Linked DNA regions of Homo sapiens: region 1 is linked to region 2. A link is a contact called in ENCODE Hi-C or POLR2A ChIA-PET data. All regions are on one chromosome and are shown on one strand. The core of a region is the stretch at or near the end of the contact, and the rest is flanking DNA. Distances in the headings are between cores, read along the strand shown. Region 1 holds the start of APOL5 (apolipoprotein L5). Region 2 overlaps RBFOX2 (RNA binding fox-1 homolog 2).

Region 1 (4,506 bases), core at 539-3,038, 200 kb before region 2:
TAGAAAAACTTACATAGAACCAACAAAAAAAGAAAACAATATTAACATTTAACAGTATTAATTTGTCAGATTTTGTCTTACCATGTACTTGGCAGCATTCCCTGCACCAAATGCATTACTGTACAAGTGGGAGATTTTATGATAAAATAATGAATAATAAATCTCATTACTAAAATCTTTTTATTCTATTGGCTTTTTGTTGTTGTTGAGACAGAGTCTCGCTCTGTCACCCAGGCTGAAGTGCAGTGGTGCAATCTCAGCTCACTGCAACCTCCGCCTCCCGGGTTCAAGAGATTCTCCTGCCTCAGCCTCCTGAGTAGCTGGGATTACAGGTGCCCACCACCACGCCTGGCTAATTTTTGTATTTTTAGTAGAGACTTGTTGGCCAGGCTGGTCTCGAACTCCTGATCTCAGGTGATCCACCTGCCTCAGCTTCCCAAAGTGCTGGGATTACAGGCGTGAGCCACCGTGCCTGGCTTCTATTGGCTTTTATTATAAAACTAACAAGTTACTTTGGTAACAAAGCTCAATAATATAGATGAGTGAAAAGTGCAAAAGTATTTTGTCACCCTAGCCCTAAATCTCCCTCCCTGAGCTAAGCCTGTTCACATTTGGTGTATCTCCTTCGAGAATATTCCCCTACTCCTACATCACATATATAGTACTTAAAAAAAATAAGAAAAGAATATAAAGAACATATTCTTCAACCTCTTTTCTTTTACTTAATATATCCTGGACCTCTTTCTAGGTCAGTTGTACATAGATTTGCCTCGTTCCTTTTCACATCCATAAACCTTTATTTTGTATTGCTCTATTTTCATGTAAACAGTCCCCGGCATGGATTTTTCAAATTGTTTCCATTTCTTTATACAACTTCAAATAACTGGATGAACATCCATACACGTTTGTCTGTTGTGTTGTGTTGTGCCGTTGTGTTGTGTCCGTGGTGGGTGTATTTCTAGAGGTGGGATGCTGAGTGTCAGGCACATGTACTTCTCATGTTAAGAGACATCCCAAGAAGGCCAGGTGCAGTGGCTCACACCTGTAATCCTAGCACTTTGGGAGGCCAAGGAGGGTGGATTGTTTGAGCTCAGGAGTTAGAGATTAGCCTGGGCAACATGGTGAATCTCCATCTCTACAAAAAAAAAAAAAATATATATATATATATATATTAGCTGGGTGTGGTGGTGCACACCTGTAGTCCCCGCCACTTGGGGGGCTAAGACAGGAGGATCACTTGAGCCCGGGAGGTTACTGCAGTGAGCCGAGATTGTGTCACTGCACTCCAGCCCAGGTGCCAAAATGAGACCATCTCCAAATGAAAGAAAAAAAAAAAAGAAAGATACCCTAAATCATCCTTCCAAAAGCCATAGCAGCTGAGCGCAGTGGCTCACGCCTGTAATCCCAGCATTTTGAGAGGCCAAGGCGGGCGGATCACCTGAGGTCAGGAGTTTGAGACCAGCCTGGCCATCATGGTGAAACCCTGTCTCTACTAAAAATACAAAAATTAGCCAGGCATGGTGGCAGGCACCTGTAATCCCAGCTACTCAGAAGGCTGAGGCAGAAGAGTCAGTTGAACCTGGGAAGTGGAGGTTGCAGTGACTGAGACTGCACCACTGCACTCCAGCCTGGGCAGCAGAGAGAAGCTCCATCGCAAAAAAAAAAAAAAAGAAAGAAAAGAAAAGAAAAAAAAATAGGTGAGGACTGGGAGAGACAGGTTTCAGGCATGGAGAAGGGAGTCATATTTATTAATCATATTATAAGCTTAAATTTTAAAAAATCTAAAGCATGCCATGTGGCAAACAAGGAAATTTGCAAGTTCCCGGTTCCAAGGTGTTACCTGGTAAGTTCTTTTAAGCTTTCAGAAAACAAGCAATTCTCACGTTGTACAAATTGTCCCAGAAATAGAAAAAATACGTTACACTATTTTTTATACCCACCATATGCTATTGCTGGGTGGAGATATAGCAGATCCTTGGTTTTAATGAGGGAGATATCATGAGACCCTCTCAATTGCTCAGGTTTGAAAATACTACATCAAATAACTTCCTTTGTAAAGTTTAACTAAAAATGTAAAGTTTAACTAAAAACATAAGCAGCTCTTTAAGCCCCTGCTTGAAGCAGTGTGGCAGCGGGGAAGGGGTCAATCACTGGTTCCATTTCTGGTTAAAGTAGAGGCAGCAGGCAGGACAAGGTGGCGACATTATCAAAGAACTCATCTGGATATCAAAACTGTTATGACCCCAAAGCACGGTTGGGCGCAGTGGCTCATGCCTGTAATCCCAACACTTTGGGAGGCCAACATGGGCAGATCACTTGAGGCCAGGAGTTCAAGACCAGCCTGGCCAACATGGTGAAACCCTGTCTCTATTAAAAATACAAAAAATTAGCCAGGCTGGTAGTGCACACCTGTAGTCCCGTTACTCGGGAGGGTGAGGCAGGAGAATTGCTTGAACTGGGAGATCGCGCCATTGCACTGCAGCCTGGACAACAGACAGAGACCCCGTCTCAAAAAAAAAAAAAAAAAAAAAAAAGACGCCAAAGTGCCATGATAAGGGAGTGTTTCTATAAACATGACAATACATCTTCTCTTAAGGAAATAGCATAGAGTCATCAAAAATAATAGTTATAACAACTGTATAGCAAGATGGAAAATACTTGTATAACATTACATTTTAAAAACAGGGCACGTGGCCAGGCACAGCGGCTCATGCCTGTAATCCCAGCACTTTGGGAGGCCAAGGCAGATGTATCACCTGAGGTTGGGAGTTTGAGACCAGCCTGGCCAACATGGTGAAACCCCCATCTCTACTACAAATAGAAAACTTATCCAGGCATGGTGGTGCGCACCTATAATTGCAACAACTCGGGAGGCTGAGACAGGAGAATCACTTGAACCCAGGAGGCGCAGGTTGCAGTGAGCCGAGATCGCACCACTGCATTCCAGCCTGGGTGACAGTGAGACCGTCTCAAAAATAATAATAATAATAAATAATAATAATAAATAAAAACAGGACACACCATTATAAGTATAAAAGCCATGCGAAAAATAATACGGATTTGAAAAATAACGGGAAGTAGAGAATGAAATCAATAGTTATGTTGCAGGAGAACTAGGGGTGATTTTTGTCAAATTATATTTTTTGTCAAATTTGACTATCTTTTTGTCAAATTATATTGAAAATACATTTAAAGTGATTTTTGAGCAACAAAAGAAGCTGCAATGTGAGAGAGAGTGTCTGAACAAGGTGGACTCTGCTGTGTTGCCTGCCTGGGTAAAACCAACCACCATCCCGCCCACGAGCCTTGTCATCAGGCAGGTGTCATTCAGCAGGGACTGGACTGTGCCTCTCTCAGGGCTATAGATGATAGGCACTGGACAGAATGAGCGTTCACTTGCTCCCAAGTTAAAAATGTTATCAATTAACATGGCCCCGATTGTCTTGGTGCCTATCATTGTGTTGTTGGATGATTCTCAGAAGACTTTTGTGACTTAACGAAATGGGAAAAGTTCCCTTATCCCCCTTGCACAGTATAAAACGGGGTGTGGCTCACTTCTTCGGTGCCCTGCGGCTCAAACCCCTAGGGGGAGCATGCGGACCGGCAGGTCTTGGGGAGCGTGGGCTCCGACCCCACAGCAGCCCCATCTAGGGTTGAGTGTTTGCAGCTCCCGAGCCCCAGTGAGCTTATCGGAAGGACAAAGCAGAGGGTCTAATTTCTGTACTCCAGGGTTCTAACCCTAGTATGCCAGAAAAATTGGATCACACGTGGGCTTGGAGAGTGAGTGCAAGGTTTTATCGAGTGTAGTTCTCAGCAGATGGATGGGGAGCCAGAAAGGGGATGGAGTGGGAAGGTGGTCTTCCCCTGGATTTGGGCCACTCAGCGGTTCTCCTCCAACTGCCTTTGGCTAAATTCCATGTCATTCAGCCGTGGATGACCTGTCAGCATCCGCCGGTGTATTCTTCTTCCTGTGTGTTCCTCTCGATGTCCAGCTACTTGTGTGTGTCTGCCTGTTAGGTGGGGATATGGCGGGCCAGAGTGGTCTTAGAAAATGCAGCATTTGGGAGCGAAAGCAGAAATGCTTGTCCTCACTTAGATCCATGGGCCCAGGCCCGAGGGTGGAACCCTCACCGGGGACCATGCCTTTATGTAAGCAGCACTTCCCTGCCTGCTCCCATATCATTAACGTATAACGTCAACATTTCAAAAGTGCTTTACCAATCTACTTTGCCACTAGAAGCCTAAGCGATTTCCAGTTTTATTGCATCCTAGTCAACCTTGGGCATTCCCATGGTTTGTTTGTTTAAAATCATTAGACAAAAATCATGTGACATTTCTGAGACATTAAGATTTTTGTTGTATTCTTTTTTTTTTCTAATTCTCCAATATTGTAATTAGACAGCCAACTTTCCCGGAGCACTGTTATGTCTTTTCGGGCTGAGATGACTCAAGAAGAAATGTCCCTGATCCTTGTCCATCTCCAGGCTTGGGAGAAGGTTGTAAAGA
Region 2 (4,126 bases), core at 459-2,958:
TCCACTGCTGTAAAATGGGGAAAACTAATGTATCTAATTGCATGTGGTTATTATAAAAATTAAATGATTAATATGATGCCTGGTCATGAAGGTCCTCAATAAATAATAACTGCTATTTATGGAAGTCTTATGCCCAGTTTTTCTCATGCTGTCATTCGGCAGCTCAGCCTCTATGTCAAAAAGCCAACAATAAAAGCAGGCTGTTGGTGCCATCAAATTGTTCACCATCAGTATTCCTATTTGTTCTAACCCATCTAACTCACAGATCCCAGTCTATTCCTGATACTTTGGCTTTTTTACTTCAATTTGTTTTCTTATTTCTGGGCTCACTTTAACCTCAAACATGTTTAGTATTGCCTTTCCAGTTCCATGTCCCCTTCTCAACCAAAATCTGCTTACTGCCTTAATTTTATACTTTAAGCCACTCTGGACAAATTGTTTACCCATAGTACCAAAGCACTCAGTATCCTATTCTTCCTAAAAGCATATCATGAAATCAAAACAAGACGGACTTTAGCAAGAATTATGATAAAAAAGCTTACAACCTTACAAGGGACTACTTGGCAGCCATGAAATGATGCAGCAGACATAGCTAATGGCATGAAACGATGTTTATAATAAAGTAGGCCTGAGCTGGAGGCATTTTACAAAAGTTTACACAATATGATTGACATCTGGTAAGGAATTTTAAAATGTGTATATATGCAAACAGAGTTACGCTGAAACAAGATAATCAACAACAAAACGTTAAGATAAAGTTAAATATATTAAGGCAGATTTTATTCTATTCTTTTGATCTGCTGTATATTCTAAATTTTCTTCAATGAATGCAAATTACTTTTGTTTTAAAAAAATATTTTAAGGACTTTTAAAAAAGAATTAATTTAAAGATTGCAACGCCTCTTAGCATTTTCTTACCAGCCACTATAGTATGGCTCAGGAGTCAGAAAAACCAGGGTTCAAATCCCTATTCTACCACTTATTCTATGTACGACTTTGGCAAATCACTTAATGCTTTTAAGGCTTGCTGTTCTCATGTGGAAAATGAAGAGGAAACTCCTAGCCAAGTACTTGGCACATAGTCTTCCATAAATACCAGTGCCCTTAACTCTTCCACTCCTTTACCCTATGACAGTGGTTCTCAAGTTGAGTGTGTATAAGAATTACCAAAGCATGTTAAAACAGATTACTGGACCCCATCCTCAGAGTTTCTGATTCAGTAAGTCTGGGGAAGAGGCAGAGACCATGAATAAAGGTAAGTTCCCAGGTGATGCTGATGCGGCTGGATTTGAAGCCACACTTTGAGGATACTGCTCTAGGCAATAAGACTTACAAAGTCTTCTTACAACATGTTATACAGGTATGAAGTGCTCTTTCACATCAAAAGTATTTCAGGAATACATGCTCACTGGATACTGAATTAAATTAGAAGCTAATACTGCACATCCACCCAAAAGGCCAACCTTACAACATGGGATAATTCACCCCAGCACATTGAGGGAATTGGTCTTCCACTTAAAGCAGTCAGCAAATAACAATTATTAACACTGCATTTAGAATATTCTGGTTCCAGCATGGGAGAAAACATGAGAATGCAGACACAGATCAGACAAATGAAGAGATGGACAAGAGAATCCACTGCAAGAAGTTCTGTGCCTGTCTGGTAAATTCATCTGGGGCAGAGGGGCAGATTCTGTTGTGTCACAGAACACTTGCTTTGCTCTGGGTGCCCTCTGTTGACAAAAACTGACATAGCCACTTCCTTCCCTCCCTTTTCTCCTCCCACCCTAGGGCCAAGAGTCCCACTAGTGTGACTCAGACTTGAGGCAAGGTTTCCAGTTAGAAAATTTTCCTAAGCCCATATGTAGGCAAGACAGACCTTTCCTTCCTCCAGCTTTCCTAAGTCCCCTTCTCTGTGTGCTTGTATCTGCAGCTTATCTCCAAACAGGTTAATTGTTTCAGGACCATGGAACAAAAAGTGAACAGCATTTAGCATAATGATATGTGAAATTTAAATCACAATTGCATTTCATTTTAGAAATGGCTAGTATTCACACAGAGGGAATAAACTGAGTTTGTAAATAGTGTCAAATACAATGTGAAACTCTGTTGGTATTAAGAATACTGATAAGGCCGGGCATGGTGGCTCATGCCTGTAATCCCAGCACTTTGGGAGGCCATCGCGGGCAGATCACGAGGTCAGGAGTTCGAGGCCAGCCTGACCAACATAGTGAAACCCCATCTCTACTAAAAATACAAAAATTAGCCGGGCATGGTGGCTAATTTTCCAGCTAGTCAGAAGGCTGAGGCAGAAGAATTGCTTGAACCTGGGAGGCAGAGGTTGCAGTCAGCCAAGATTGCGCCACTGCACTCCAGACTGGGTGACAGAGCTAGACTCCATTTCAAAAAAAAAAAAAACTAGACATGTCTAAATCAGGACTTTGGTCTATGGGCTACTTGTTTTTGTAGAACCCACACACAGACTACCAGCTAAGATAGCTTTTACATCTTGTAATGATTGAAAGAAAAAATCAAAAGAAAAATGACATTTCATGACATATAAAAATTATATGAAATTAAAATTTCGGTACCCACAAATAAAGTTTTACTAGAATAGAGCCACAATCTTTTGTTTACTATAATCTAAGCCTGCTTCCCTGCTACCGTGCCAGAGTTCCTGAGTAGCTCTAACAGAGACCATATGGCCCAGATGCTCTCAGATGCTTTACAGAAAGTTTGCCCCCTCCTGTTTTAAACTATTGATAAATGTGACACCTGAACCTTCAGTCAGGTATGAAGTGCTGGGTTTGAAGTCCTATGGCTCTGTCTTAGCAATGACTTCCCCCAACATTTAGTGTGAGTCCTGCACGTGGTGAGGGGTCAGCCTACACTGCCTAACACACTCCCCTTGCATCCACAGAAGCTGAAGGTACTGTGATAGATTTCTGGCATGTTTTTTGGCTAATACTTATCAGCAATCCTATAAAAGCATCCCATCTTACAAATGAGGAAGTAAGCCTAAGGGAAGTTAAGTATCAGTCCAAACTGGAATTTGAACTCAGGTCTGTCTGACACCAGAGTTCTTTGATCATTCCTCACTGGTTTTCAAACTGTCTTCCAGTCAGCAGAGCCTTATGGGGGAAAGGGCTCCAGGCCTTTCATATCTTTTTTTTCTTTTTTCTTTTTCCTTTTATTTCCCCAACTTCTTACACTTCCATATTGTTTTAGAGATAGGGTCTTTTGTCGCCCAGGCTGGAGTGCACTGGCACAGTCAGCTCACTGAAGCCTCGAACTCCTAGGTTCAGGCCATCCTCTTGCCTCAGCCTCTAGAGTAGCTGAGACTACAGGTGCACACCACCACATCTGGCTAACTTCCAAATCTTTTCTAGGAGGACCATTCCATTTGCCTTTTTAATAAATTGTGGCCAAGGAATTGGTTTTTTTTAAAAAGCCAATTTTATGCCACTTATTACCACCCTTGGCAAATCTCTCAGGAAACTGCAAATCTTGATTTCCTCATCTGCCAATGGAGATTAAAACCCTTCCCCCCCACCCAAATAATAAAGACTCACTGGGGTCTTACCAAAGATCAAATGAGAATGGGTATGAAAGCAATACCCATTACAGGTATTACAGCAATACCTGTAAACTATACAGGACTATAGATACATAACACATAACTATCACCCCTTAGTAAATAGGGAAGCAAGTGGGAAGCAAGTGGGGAACATAATGTTTGCTGCTGAGCAAAGAAAAATTAAGCATGCAAGTAAAATGCAAAAAAAAAAAAATTCAAATAAAAGTAAATAAATGCCCAGTGCAAATATCAACCCTGGAATTTAACACATTTATTTTAAAACCCAGATTCACTCATTAACAACTACATAGCCTTGGACAATGACTTAATCCCTTTGAGCCTTGGTTTCCTCACCTGCAAATGGGATTTAAAAACTACTTGCTTTATACAGTGCCTGCACATAGTCAGTATTCCACCTGTTAGCCCTCTTTTCATTAGGACACCCCCTGTCCCATGCCGAGACGTGTGTTACTCTGAAATTAAGATAATGTATGGGTTCCCTGTACCAATAATAGAATACCAGAATTAAAGAGCTAAAAGTATCTTTAT

What was found. A loop is a pair of places that touch in the nucleus more often than their neighbours do. ChIA-PET counts read pairs that join two places held with the same protein, here RNA polymerase II (POLR2A). Pooled maps may share reads with other maps.
Region 1: a loop to region 2 is called in a pooled map, with 3 times the contacts of the local background. The contact joins the promoter of APOL5 here to the enhancer-like site in region 2. A Hi-C loop is called at or near these places in 1 of 168 maps with a recorded cell type or tissue (OCI-LY7), 2 of 37 single-sample maps with no recorded cell type and 4 of 50 pooled maps. POLR2A ChIA-PET finds 5 or more read pairs at or near these places in 3 of 52 experiments (A549, OCI-LY7 and activated B cell).

Annotation. Positions count from the first base shown.
Region 1 is chr22:35,716,084-35,720,589 of GRCh38, forward strand. APOL5 (apolipoprotein L5) reads left to right here and starts at 1,789. Exons shown (of 5, transcript NM_030642.1): 1 at 1,789-1,843; 2 at 4,485-4,506. The coding sequence starts at 1,789.
Region 2 is chr22:35,920,168-35,924,293 of GRCh38, forward strand. The region is part of intron 2 of RBFOX2 (RNA binding fox-1 homolog 2); the gene reads right to left. Among named protein-coding and RNA genes, the nearest start is that of RBFOX2, 110 kb to the right of the region's middle. Within about 2 kb of position 1,709, at least 14 of the 41 ENCODE cell types and tissues checked have a DNase peak (open chromatin) inside an H3K27ac peak, as active enhancers do.